Linked DNA regions of Homo sapiens: region 2 is linked to region 1. The links are chromatin contacts, found by Hi-C or POLR2A ChIA-PET in ENCODE. All regions are on one chromosome and are shown on one strand. Each heading gives the region's core, a stretch centred on a gene start or an enhancer-like site at or near the end of the contact. The rest is flanking DNA. Distances are from core to core; before and after follow the strand shown.

Evidence for each region. A loop is a pair of places that touch in the nucleus more often than their neighbours do. ChIA-PET counts read pairs that join two places held with the same protein, here RNA polymerase II (POLR2A). Pooled maps may share reads with other maps.
Region 2: a loop to region 1 is called in a pooled map, with 24 times the contacts of the local background. The contact joins the promoter of HOMEZ here to the promoter of OXA1L-DT in region 1. A Hi-C loop is called at or near these places in 11 of 50 pooled maps. POLR2A ChIA-PET finds 5 or more read pairs at or near these places in 2 of 52 experiments (CD4-positive, alpha-beta T cell and activated CD8-positive, alpha-beta T cell).

What each region holds. Positions count from the first base shown.
Region 1 is chr14:22,765,096-22,771,080 of GRCh38, reverse strand. OXA1L-DT (OXA1L divergent transcript) reads left to right here and starts at 4,519. Exons shown (of 3, transcript XR_001750638.3): 1 at 4,519-4,657. It overlaps OXA1L (OXA1L mitochondrial inner membrane insertase), which reads right to left and starts at 4,393. Exons shown (of 10, transcript NM_005015.5): 1 at 4,317-4,393; 2 at 3,672-3,833; 3 at 2,910-3,123; 4 at 1,147-1,290; 5 at 803-888; 6 at 456-620; 7 at 172-276; 8 at 1-63. The coding sequence starts at 4,379. RefSeq lists enhancers at 4,285-4,514, 4,108-4,671, 4,672-5,234, 5,235-5,798.
Region 2 is chr14:23,281,773-23,287,805 of GRCh38, reverse strand. HOMEZ (homeobox and leucine zipper encoding) reads left to right here and starts at 1,674. Exons shown (of 2, transcript NM_020834.3): 1 at 1,674-1,893. The coding sequence starts at 1,854. RefSeq lists an enhancer at 1,165-1,444 and a silencer at 1,535-1,944.

The DNA.
Region 1 (5,985 bases), core at 3,270-5,769:
CCGGAGACAGGATACTTGGACCAGGGAAAACAAATTGGAGGAGAGCCAGTACATAAACACTGCCTGGGTGAGAACACAGAGAAGGGACTCAGAAGCTGTATCCCTGGTCAGCTTGCTAGGTGGCTAGGCTAGGCAGAAGGCCTTGGAGCCAGCCCATAAGGCATTACATACCGTGGGGAAATGCATGGTTATGGGCAAGGTTATCAGGGGCATCATTCTGATGACATTTCTCATCCACTGAAGGTCAGAACTTTGCACACCTGTCTCAGCACCTAGCTGCCAAAAGAAGTGGGGTGGAAAAGTCGGGAAAGCTGTCAGTTTCAGTGAATCTGTCTCTAATCTCTTACCCATCAACTCTTTCTCCAGCAAGTGAAGGATGACCATTCTGTACAACTACTTTACCCTCCAACCCCAGTTCACTTTGCAGGCCTGGCACTTGGCCAATCTGGGCTTACCTCAAGAACAGCCCACATTGTAGCAGTGACTGCCAGTGGTAATATGTAGATGGGATCGGATACCGTGAGATCCTGGAACCACCAGAGGCCACCTGTCTGCAGGCTGGGCACAGGAAGGTTGGCCATCTCTCTCAAAGCAATGAAGAAGGAGATGAAGATTGGGGCCTATTACACAAGATAAACAGTGTCAGCATGCTTTACCAGAGAGAACATTTTCATCACCCCACTACTGAAAGCCATGTATAATCCACCACCACCTGTTTTTTGGGGGACCTGGGACACATGAAACACAGAGAGGAAATTTCATGGGTACTGGATGAAATAAGGAAGGAAATGTTTTTGCTCACCTGAGTCACAGGGAGAATGAGAGGTTTATAGAGTTTAATACCATGTTTTTTCTGGTAAAGTGCCATCTCCGAGGAAGCCTTGTAATCTGTGAGGTGAGGGGAAATTAATGGTTGGGGTAACAGTTACATCAGTGGAGGTGAACATCCTCATTATCTACCTGGCCTGTGAAATTTCTAACCAACCCTGGCCACTCCTTGGGAGCATTAGGTCTAAGAAACAGATAAACCTTTAGAACTTTCCCGACTGTGGCAACTTCTGATTTACATTGTTCCTTTCCCCCAGCAGAATGTAAGGAAAAGTGCAAATGTGGACTTCTCCCACGCTCATTCTGCAACTGACTCACACTCAATATGGTCTCCTGCTAACTTGGCCTCTCTGATTCGACTGGAAAACTTCTGGATCTCTGGCAAGTGATTGTGGATCCTGGCTGCCTCTCGCTGGCCCGTCACGATGAGAGGAAAAATCAGGCAGCGGGCAAAGACTGTACCTGGAAAATACAAACTAGGATTGGAGTGAAATTAAAGCAGTTCTGCAGCTAGAAGGTTGAAGGCTTTTAGGTCCTTACTGAAAGGGTCTTATTCTTGCCTTGTCCATTCTATGACTCATGCCTAAGAGGCCCAGAAATAAGGTCAGGGGAATGAATTAGTTGCTTTAAGGCTCAGTTCTCTAATTTGGCATCACAAAAGTATGGCATTAACTTCTCTAAGCAGATGATTAGGAATCCTGTTTGTTTCCTCAAACAAAAAGCTGACAGGAGTGGATTTAGCAATTATGTTACTGGCAGTTCGAATGAGGTGATATGAGTAAAAGCCAGACGGCTGAGGGAGTAAATGGAAAGAAGTAGGCTAATTGGATGCAGAGCAGTCTTTTAAGTAACAGCTATCAAAAGAATGAAACCCAGTCATCTGTGACAACGTGGATGGAACTGGAGATCACTATGTTAAGTGAAATAAGGCAAGCACAGAAAGACGAACATCGCCATGTTCTCACTTATTTGTGAGATCTAAAAATCAAAACAAATGAAATCATGGGCAGAGAGTAGAAGGAAGGTACCAGAGGCTGGGAAGGGTAGTCAGGGTTGGGAATAGTTAATGGGTAAAAAAAAGTTAGAATAAGATCTACTATTGATTGCACAACAGGGTGACTATAGTCAGTAATAATAGCATATTTTTAAATAAAGAACGTAAAAATTAGCCAGGTGTGGTGGCACACCTGTAGTCCCAGCTACTTGAGAGGCTGAGACATGAGAATCGCTAGAACCTGGGAGGTGGAGGTTGCAGTGAGCTGAGACTGCACCACTGCACTCCAGCCTGGGTGACAGAGCAAGACTCCGTTTAAAAAAATAAATAAAATAAAAAATAAAATAAAAGTGTAATTGGATTGTTTGTAACTTAAAGGATAAATGCTTAAGGGGATGGATATCTCATTCTCCATAATGTGATTATTACACCTTGCATGCCTCTATCAAAACATCTCATGTAGCCCATAAATATATACACCTACTAGGTATCCACAAAAATTAACAACAACAAAATAAATAACAGCCATCAAAGGAAGAAGATAGGATAGTAAGTGAAGGGGAACTAAGGATGAAGGGAAGAAACCTTCCCCCAGGTAACACATGGGTGTGCCTGAGCATGTTTACATGTTCGGGGTAGGGCAGTGAGGAGGGAAATGCTGAAGACACAGGGGAGAAAAGATAATTGATGGAGCAACGTGGCAGAAAGACACATAATTCAAAGCAGAGTTCTAGCCTTTACAAAAGCAATGCTAGTGGCTTCCCAATTTAGGGGTTTAAGTGCCTGACCTGAACCTCTGTTCTAAACCAGGATAGCTTCATGACTGTTAATAAGGTCCCCTGACTCTAACCCCATGTTTGTATTCAAATATCTACACTTCTTGAATCCCAGATGATCTGGTGGTTTTATAATGCTCTTTAAGAAATATAGGCAGAGTGCATCTAGGTATCATGAACCTCTATTGCTCATTTGAAATCATCTGCTCTTCTGACCCCAGAGCTTCTGCAACTACTTCCTGAATCCATTCAAAGAATTGCCATCTATGAGGTTAAATCCCTAACCCATGTCCAGGGTATATTCCCCTTACATGCAGCAATGGCCCCCCACCAAGGTAGGCCCAGATCAACATGCATAAATTCCAGTAAATTCTGGATCAGTCCCACTGGGGTGTATGACCCCAGCCCCAGTTCAGCGAAGCTCTGCTCTGCAGCAGTTTGGACTACATCTGCAGTCTCTCCAGAAGCCACCTCAGGTACTGCTGTGGGTGAGGGAGTTGCAGCAACAACAGGAGGGGCCTGAACCTGTGTGAAAGAAAGCCTTGTATTATATTTATTCAGTAGCGAACACAAAGCAAGTGAGATCTTTTTATAATAACCAGTACTGGGTTCTGTTCTCTCTACTTCTTGTTCTTCCAGGTTAGCCTAGTGTCTGCAGATTTCAAGCTTAAAAAGGACATCTCATTTTTATCAATAGTTAGGAAGAGAAGTTACTTTGAGTAAGAATCCATGACTTCCCTTCATGCTGGGAAGTTATTTCTTTTATCACTGTTTTCCAAACTTCAGCCATTTGAATATCACTATCATGATTTTTGCCATATATTAACATGAAACAATTGCTTTTCTTTAAAACAGCTCAGAAAACCAAATATAACATCTCTCCTGTTGTACTTTCAATCATTTCCCCACTGAATTGAAAATCCATCCTAAGCAGAGATGCTATCATTTTGGAGAGCTGTGTGGAGCGTGGACAAGAACTCTGCTCCATATTCCCCCTGCTCCCAAACAAAACAAAATATGAAACCAACCAGGAAACACCACTCCTAATATTGCAGGAACGAAAGGCCTCTTACCTGGACTTCTGCAAAAGAGATAGCAGAGGTACTGAGGCTGCGGGGGCCGGAAGCCGCAAGGAAGAGGTAGTGTGGGCGACAGCAGCACGGGGCTGCTGGGAATAGGAGCCGTGTGGTCAGCGGTTTCCCAAGCCATTGCGAGGGCCCTGCGACGCTGTGGACCTGAGCGTGTAAAAGGATGATGGAGCCCCTTTACCGGGAGCAGAAGTCCTCGCGTGGGTGCAAACGGGATTCATTATGCTAACTCCCCAAGAAGCAGGCAGCTCGGCCACTACAGGGGAGGACATTGCTATCACCGCGCGCAGACCGCTAGCCCGAAGGCATGCAGCGGGTGGTGCCTGCAGAGCGAAGCTCGAACCTGGGTTCCCCGCATCTCAGTTATCGCAGACCCACATCGGAGGGCCCTGAGAACGAGGCCGAGGTGCTCTCGCCAGGAGCCAAGCCAATTCCAGAAGCTGACACCGGGCTGCTGGGCCCATAGTGTCGGGGACTAACCCTAGCGCGTCCTCACATGACCCGAGGTCATGACATTCAGGTCCCGGTGAGCAGGTCAGCGTCTGCTGATACCCCTAGCACGAGCTGTCCTGGGGCCTGGTTCACTGGGTCAGGGCAGCATCCCGGTGCTCTGCCCCGGGGCATCCTTACCCGACGCCCGGACTGTAGCAAGCGCAGAAGCTCCCGGCGTCCGCACATTAGTCCCATCGCCATTTTGCCCGGAAGAGGACTTGCTTTTGCGCCTGCGCAGTAAGAACCACAACCCCTCGAGAGGAAGCACTTTTGGAGGCGGGCATGAAGCCAGAATTGTAGCCGCAGATCAGGCGGTAAAAGAGAACGGAGCTTGGCGGCCATATTTGAAGTGGGTAAAAATCTGTAAAGCCACGTTACCATTAGCACGCAGAGAGCCTTTTCTGGAGATTGAAAGGAAGTTGAAGAGCTGGGTTAGCTATCATCGTAAGCTATCATCGTTAGTGATGGCGTAAACCTGGGTAATTTTCCTCTAATGTCGCGATTGTCCTCTGATTTGTAAGTTTAAAAATAGCCTCAGAAAAGGCTTGGCTGTACTTGCAGAGGATTTTTCCCACTCAATGATGTTCGATTCTTTTGATTCTTATTGCTAGGTAATATTGTAATCGCAGGTCCAGTGAAATTTGAGGGTAGTCTAGAGTCTGACAGAAATTAAAAGAAGGCAGCTTCTGGGAAATATTTTCCTCCCAGATAAAAAGACGAAGCTTCCAGAGGAGACTTCACCTTTCCATTTTTTTCTTCTGTAAGTGGGGTGGTGTGAGGACTGACCATGAGGGGACAAGTTTCCAGATGAAAAGCTCACGTGCAGGCCGGGCGCGGTGGCTCAGGTCTGTAATCCCAGTACTTTGGGAGGCCGAGGTGGGTGGATCACGAGATCAGGAGGTCGAGACCATCCTGGCCAACATGGTGAAACCCCATTTCTACTAAAAATACAAAAATTAGCCGGGCGTGGTGGTGGGCGCCTGTAATCCCAGCTACTCGGGAGGCTGAGGCAGGAGAATCACTTGAACCCGGGATGCAGAGGTTGCAGTGAGCCGGGATTGTGCCACTGCACTCCAGCCTGGGCAACAAGAGCGAGACTCCGTCTCAAAAAAAAAAAAAAAAAGGAAAGAAAAACTCACGTGCTGAAGATGGTTGAGGGCAAAGATAGAAAACACCCAAATACTTGATGATATCATTGAGCTGCTGTACCATGCTTGGAACTGCCTATCTCCAGACTTTGTTGTGTAAGTTAATTAAAGGTCTTGGCCGGGTGCAGTGGCTCATACCTGTAATCTCATCACTTTGGGAGGCTGAGGTGGTCTCGATAACTAGGTCAAGAGATCGAGACCAGCCTGGCCAACATGGTGAAATCCTGTCTCTACTAAAAATACAAAAAACAAAAAAACAAAATAACTAGGCGGGCGTGGTGGTGCATACCTGTAGTCCCAGCTACTAGGGAGGCTGAGGCAGGAGAATCGCTTGAATCCGGGAGGTGGAGGTTGCAGTGAGCCGAGGTGGAGCCACCTCACTCTAGCCTGGGCGACAGACTCCATCTCAAAAAAAAAAAAAAAAAGATGATTAAAGGTCTTTACTGTTTAGACTCTAAGTCTGTTGCTTGGGTGTTCTGTTTCTTGAAGTTAAAAGCATTCATCTTCAGGGAAAAAAGTTACTGGTCAGAAAGGTGGAGTTTGATTATGTTTGAACCCTTACAAAGTCTCTCAATATGCAGATTACTTTCTAAACAACAAATTATAGTTTCAGAAAGATACAATAACCTGAAATTATTTCAGTGACTGCTCATTTGGAA
Region 2 (6,033 bases), core at 425-2,924, 520 kb before region 1:
AATTTTTTTAAATAGAAAGGTTCAGACTGCTCTGACGGTATTTTAATTTACAGCTTACATACAGGTAGTGGGGGTTCAGTATGTGCTCAGAAGTTACCTCAAATTTGCTCATAAGTTACATTAAAGCAGAATCACATAAAAGTTTGGGTGTAAGAGAACATTTGGTTATAGATTACAGAGGCAACATCCCTAACCCCATTAGACATCATCTTATGTGCAGGAAAAGGCAAGGACTAGGGTCATTTATCTTTTATTATTATTATTATTATTATTATTATTATTATTATTAAATTTTTAGAGGCAGGGTGTCACTCTGTTGCCTAGGCTGCAGTGCAGTGGTGCAATCATAGCTCACTACAGCCTACAACTCCTGGGCTCAAATGATCCCCCTGCCTCAGCCTCCTGAGTAGTTACAAGTGCATGCCACCAAGTCCAGCTAATTTTTAAATTTTTCTGTAGAGACAGGGACTCGCTATGTTGCCCTTGCTGGTCTTGGATCCTAGCCTCAAGCAGTCCTCCCTCTTTGGCCTCCCAAAGCGTTGGGATTAGGTTTATGAGCCACTGCGCCCAGCCCATTTATCTTTTAAGGAATATAGCGACTCAGGCAAGAGACATAGAGGACTGTGTGCCCTATCCTGTTTTGTCTTCAAAGGATCTTTCCAGAGACGTCAGAGTCAGAGGCTTTGTGAAATTATGTTGCCAAACAGAATTGAGCAAGCCTGTCTTCTTACATTTGTTACTCTGTCTCACAGAAGATGGGGAATCCTAAAATACAAATTTTGGCCCATAACTTCATACTGTGTGGGATACTGCTTTGTTGAAGTCCATTTTATTGGCATCCCTTTCTTTTTGTAAGTTAAAAAAAATTTTTTTGAGACAAGGTCTCGCTATGTTGCCCAGACTGGCCTCGAACTCTTGAAATCAAGTCATTCTCCCACCTCAGTCTTCATCCCTTTCTAGCTAGCGAAAAACAAATACTATGGAGAGCTCCGCGTCCTCTTTTCTAGGGCAGGGAGGGGAGCCTGAGGGTCTGGTAGGTCCCAATGAGGTGACTGCTCCAGCACTTCGTCTTTGGGAACATCTGTCTGGTGCCAGTTTGACCCGGGGAACGGCCTAAGTCGCCCGCAGGCTCCTAAGGTCCTCGTCTTTCCGGGTGGCAAGACATCTGATCCCTCTCGAGAACAAGTTCCCAGTTGCTTTAGGCGCTTTGTTACAGCTGACGCTGCTGGTGGCGGTTGGGCTCTCGGCTGGGAAAGGCGCAGCTCGTTTGTATGGCTCCGGAGGGGGCACTGAAAAGGTCTTCCTGGAGGGCTTCCTTCAGAAGGAAACAAATTGGGAGTTGTTGGCGGTCCAGACAGTTCAGCAAAGTGCAGTATCCCTCCTTGGGGAATTTCGGAAGGATCCTGGTCCGGTGTATTCCAAAGGTCCGGCGCCGATAGGTCGACGGTAGGGGGAGGTACCATGCACTGCAGCTTGGCCCCAGGGGACATCTTCCCTGCCCCACGCATCCAATAGATGACCCCAGCTGAGGCCCACGCAGCCAATACCTGACTTCAGCCGAGACCCACGCAGCCAATGGCCAGCCCAGTGCGCTTCGCCCGTGCCCGCCCGCCTGCGCCTACCAATCAGGACTCGGGCCACCTTGGCACCGCCTCTGGACGCCCACCCCACCCATCCGCCCCGCCTCCAACTTGCTCGAGCAGGGCTGGGTAGACCGGCGCGCTCCCGGGGACGGTGGGGGGGGCAGTCCCGGTTTCGGCCATCGCTGGGGTGGGCTCGGAGCGGCCGCACCGGGCAGCAACCCCACTCCCACTCGGAGGCCCCCTGCCCTCTCCCCCACTTCCCCCCGGCCCATGGTGCGAGGCTGGGAGCCGCCGCCCGGGCTGGACTGCGGTGAGTGATCCCCAGCCCCTTGGACTTCCCCTCCCAGCTCGTGTACGGTCTCCCACCTCTGGAGCCCCATCCCCGCGCTGGTGGGGGGATAATTCTAGGTTCGAAGTGGCCCGGTTCTCTCTTTTTTCTCCTCTGGACTTTTCGGTTCCCTCCCCTGTTGTAACTAGGGGAGGGTGAGTGTCTGTGTAGGGGAGGGCAAGAAGGTTGGGTTGGGGCGCCCTTGGCGAGAGTAGGATTGAGATTCGCCTGCCTCATGGGGCTTATCGTCCCAAGTGCAATAACTTTTTGTTCCCTGACCCAGTTCGGAGCCTTCTGGACTGCCTGTGAAATGGAGGATAGGAGAAACATTTCCTTCCCAGGCCCCCCCGCCACACAAACCCCCAACCCCCACGGCTACCTCCTGGCGACCTCAACACACGTGCAGAACCTGGCCTTGCTTCTGGGGATCAGTGGCCTTTGGGAATGAAAGGTTTAGAAGAAACTGCCCCTCTGACTCCCGTACCCAGCCATACTAAGAGAACCAACCAGGAAACTGAGAACCTGAGTCCTCTGGGGTTCCTAGTGTTGCGTCCTATTCTGAGACTCCTAAACTGAAAGAAGACTCAAGCTGAGACCTGTTTGGTAATGTGGGCCCCTATCAGGAGATTTTTTTTTTTTTTGTCATGTGAACCTCCTTCCCATCATACACTTGAAGCCCTTTTATATTACATGATTCGGTTAGTTGGTAGTAATTGAAAAAGCCAGATTGGGAATTTTAAAGATAATGCATACATATCTTAAACATTATAATTAAAAGTATATCCATTTCACCAATCTTTTGATGTAGTGGTGAGACTGTTTTTGTGTCTAAGACTGCTGTTCAGAGTTCCCAATTCTCTTTCCAGTATTAACTACACAGGGAGTCTCAAACCTGGCTGTACCCTGAGAACTTTTAAAAACTTTGGATGCCTGGACCCCAGTACAGACTATTGAACCTGAATGGGAAGGAGGGTGGCCTGGTTTTTAAGCTTCCCAGGTAATTCTAGTGTGCAGTCTGAGAGCCACTCAGGCACTTTCATCATCTTTGGTTTCCCGTTTTGCTTTATTTAAAGTGAAGTATGAATTTAGACACTTCTGAGTGCAGAGTACTTTTGAGATTAAGTCCCACCGCTCAATCTTTTACAGTTGTCTTGCTCACTCCCAACTCAACAATTTTTAAAATGCATACTCTTCCTTGCGTTATGTCTCTCCAAAACATTTGACTTAGTTTTCATAGGAGCAATTTTTTAAAAATCAGTATTCCTGAAGAAACAATTTTTAATGCAGTGATTTTTCATAGGTTTAACATGAGGTTTAATTACATTATTATATAGACACTGAAAAATATGGACATAAGCAGGTTTGTAATCACACAAAACTGGCCCCAGGACACAGGACAACTGAATGAAGCAGATGATTTTGGCGCACTAGTAGCAGCCTACTTAGCCTTTAGTTTCCAGTGTACTGTGGGTATTGGTCATGTAATCCAGTGGCTCAGTTAAGCCAGGCTCCTGGCCCAGTTGAGCATCCCTCCCTTCCACTCTTTCCAACTAATATCACAAATACTTTGTCCCTTCTAGACGCACTTGAATTCTTGAGTATTCCATCAACTCTTTACGTTCATTCACATCAAACTGTTCATCTTTAAGTGATTATCACTATTGCCTTTGTTAAGTTGGAAGGATATGAGGCAGTAAGCCTTAACCTGGCTTCTTGGCAGCAACTAAAGCCCCTGAGTTTATTGTGTAAGTGTGAATGTTTATTTTGGGAAGGTTAGTCATAACTTTCTGAGGGTCTGTAACTTTTGTCTGATTCTCAAAGAGGTTCATGAACTAAAAAGTTAAGAAGCATATAAGCTGAATATCACTATAAGTCTTTAAGGCCCTTAAAACTGTATCCCCAAACACATTTCAGGAGTGCTTCAGATTGTCTCTAAATAAAGATTTAGGGAATTCTAAAGGATCATATCTCATCTCCCACTTTTATTTATTTATTTATTTGAGACAGAGTCTCACTCTGTCCCCCAGGCTGGAGTACAGTGACGTGATCTTGGCTCACTGCAACGTCCGCCCCCCAGGTTCAAGCGATTCTCTTGCCTCAGCCTTCCCAGTAGCTGGGACTACAGGCGCATGCCACCATGCCCGGCTAATTTTTGTATTTTTGGTAGAGACGGGGTTTCACCATGTTAGCCAGGCTGGTCTCGAACTCCTGACCTCAAGTGATCCTCCCGCCTCGGCCTCCCAAAGTGCTGGGACTACAGGCGTGAGCCATTAGACCCAGCCTCGCCTCCCACTTTAACTGTCTCCTACTTTAACGATAAGCCTAGGTTCAAACCTAAAGTTCTAGAGTCCTCTTTTTCCTAGGACTGTGTAAACACAGAAACTGGAAGTTTAAGACAGTCCGTTCTTGTCTTCCATCTGTCCAGGGATATGGAAAGCCCAAGGGGAAAGAAGGGTGTTATACTGTCTCAGAGAGAGAGAGAGAATTTTTTTTTCAATTTTTAAAATTTATATATTTATTTGTAGAGGCGAGGTCTCGCTATGTTGCCCAGGCTAGTCTTGAATTCCTGAGCTCAAGTGATCCTCCTGCCTCCCAAAGTGCTGGGAATACGGGCATGAGCCACTGCACCCAGCCATGACTCCATATATTTTTATTAGTGATTTTTAAGTAGCAATGGGACATATCTGGCATATTTAATAAGGATACAAATTTAGAAGTTGTTCAGAATAGATATTCACCACCACCACCACCACTACCTCCTCTGCGCTAGGACTCCTCACTTCAGCTTTTGATTCTCTTCTTTTTCTACTCAATCCAAAATGGACACACAAGAACACAAGATACTCTAGTGTCTTTATTATGATTTTGATTACTATAGGGTCTACCCTACCTGTTATAATTCTCATGAGCCATTCTGGTTGTGGTTTTCTCTTAGTTCAAAGCCAGATTCTTCCAGGGAAGTACCAGCTATACAGCTGTGCCTTGATTTAAGCCACCATTCTGTTTCAGGAAGTGTTCCATAACTGGTGTTTTGTGTAAGTGAAAACTGAATGCATATAGTACACCAAATATGTTGTTTGCAGTACTGTATGTTACACTGAAATATCAAGCTGATGCCGAGAATGTGAAGGACATCAAGCCACCTAAACGAAAGTAAAATGCTTCCTTACAGCTTTTAATACTTATAAATGTGCCTGCCTTATATTCCCATCTGGCAGTATTCATCCTCACACTGGACTGCTTTGTTCCTTATGCTTTATTTTCCTTATCTCTAAAGTGTTATTGTGTCTTTATATAATAGGACACAAATGAGGTTAAGTAGACGTCAAGCATTGCCATCATAAAGTGTTCTCCAGCTTGGATTTGGTGGTGTTCTCGGTGGGCCACAATTTGTAAATGGTAGTTTAGCACCTGGCCATGCAAGCAGTGCCTCCCAGGCCATTTCAGCTGTGTCCTGGATGAACCTGGAAGGCGAAAGGTGGAACTATCACATAGGCAACTGACACACCGATCACAAAGGATCCAAATTATGGATGCAGTTCTAAAGCACTGGTTTTCATACATTTTTTTAAGTGGCAAATACATTCTGAAATTGTATTTAAACCCCAAAATGTAAAAGTATAGAATCACAGATACACTGGTTTCCTCATCGCTAACTAGAATTAGGGCTCTGCAAAAATAGATTGAAAACAGTGAATGTTAAATGATTCAGTCTTTGTCCCAGTTACCCCATTGTCTAGGAGGAGCATTACTTCACATCAAAATCACCTCCATGAAGTTGAAGTCATGATAAAAGCTGCTATTTATTGAGCCCTTACTTTGTTCTAGTTATAATGTCAAGTGCACTTTTTCATTTAGTCATAAACTTGCTGGGTAGGTGCTTTTTTGCTTTTTTCTTCTCTTTTTGAGACAGGGTCTCTGTCACCCAGGCTGTGGTGCAGTGCACAATCTCGACTCACTGCAACCTCCACCTCCCAGGCTCAAGCAATCCTCCCACCTCAGCCTCCCGAGTAGCTAGGACTACAGTTGCGCCACCATGCCCAGCTAATATTTTGTATTATTATTATTATTATTATTATTATTATTATTATTATTTGTAGAGACAGTTTCACCATGTTGCCC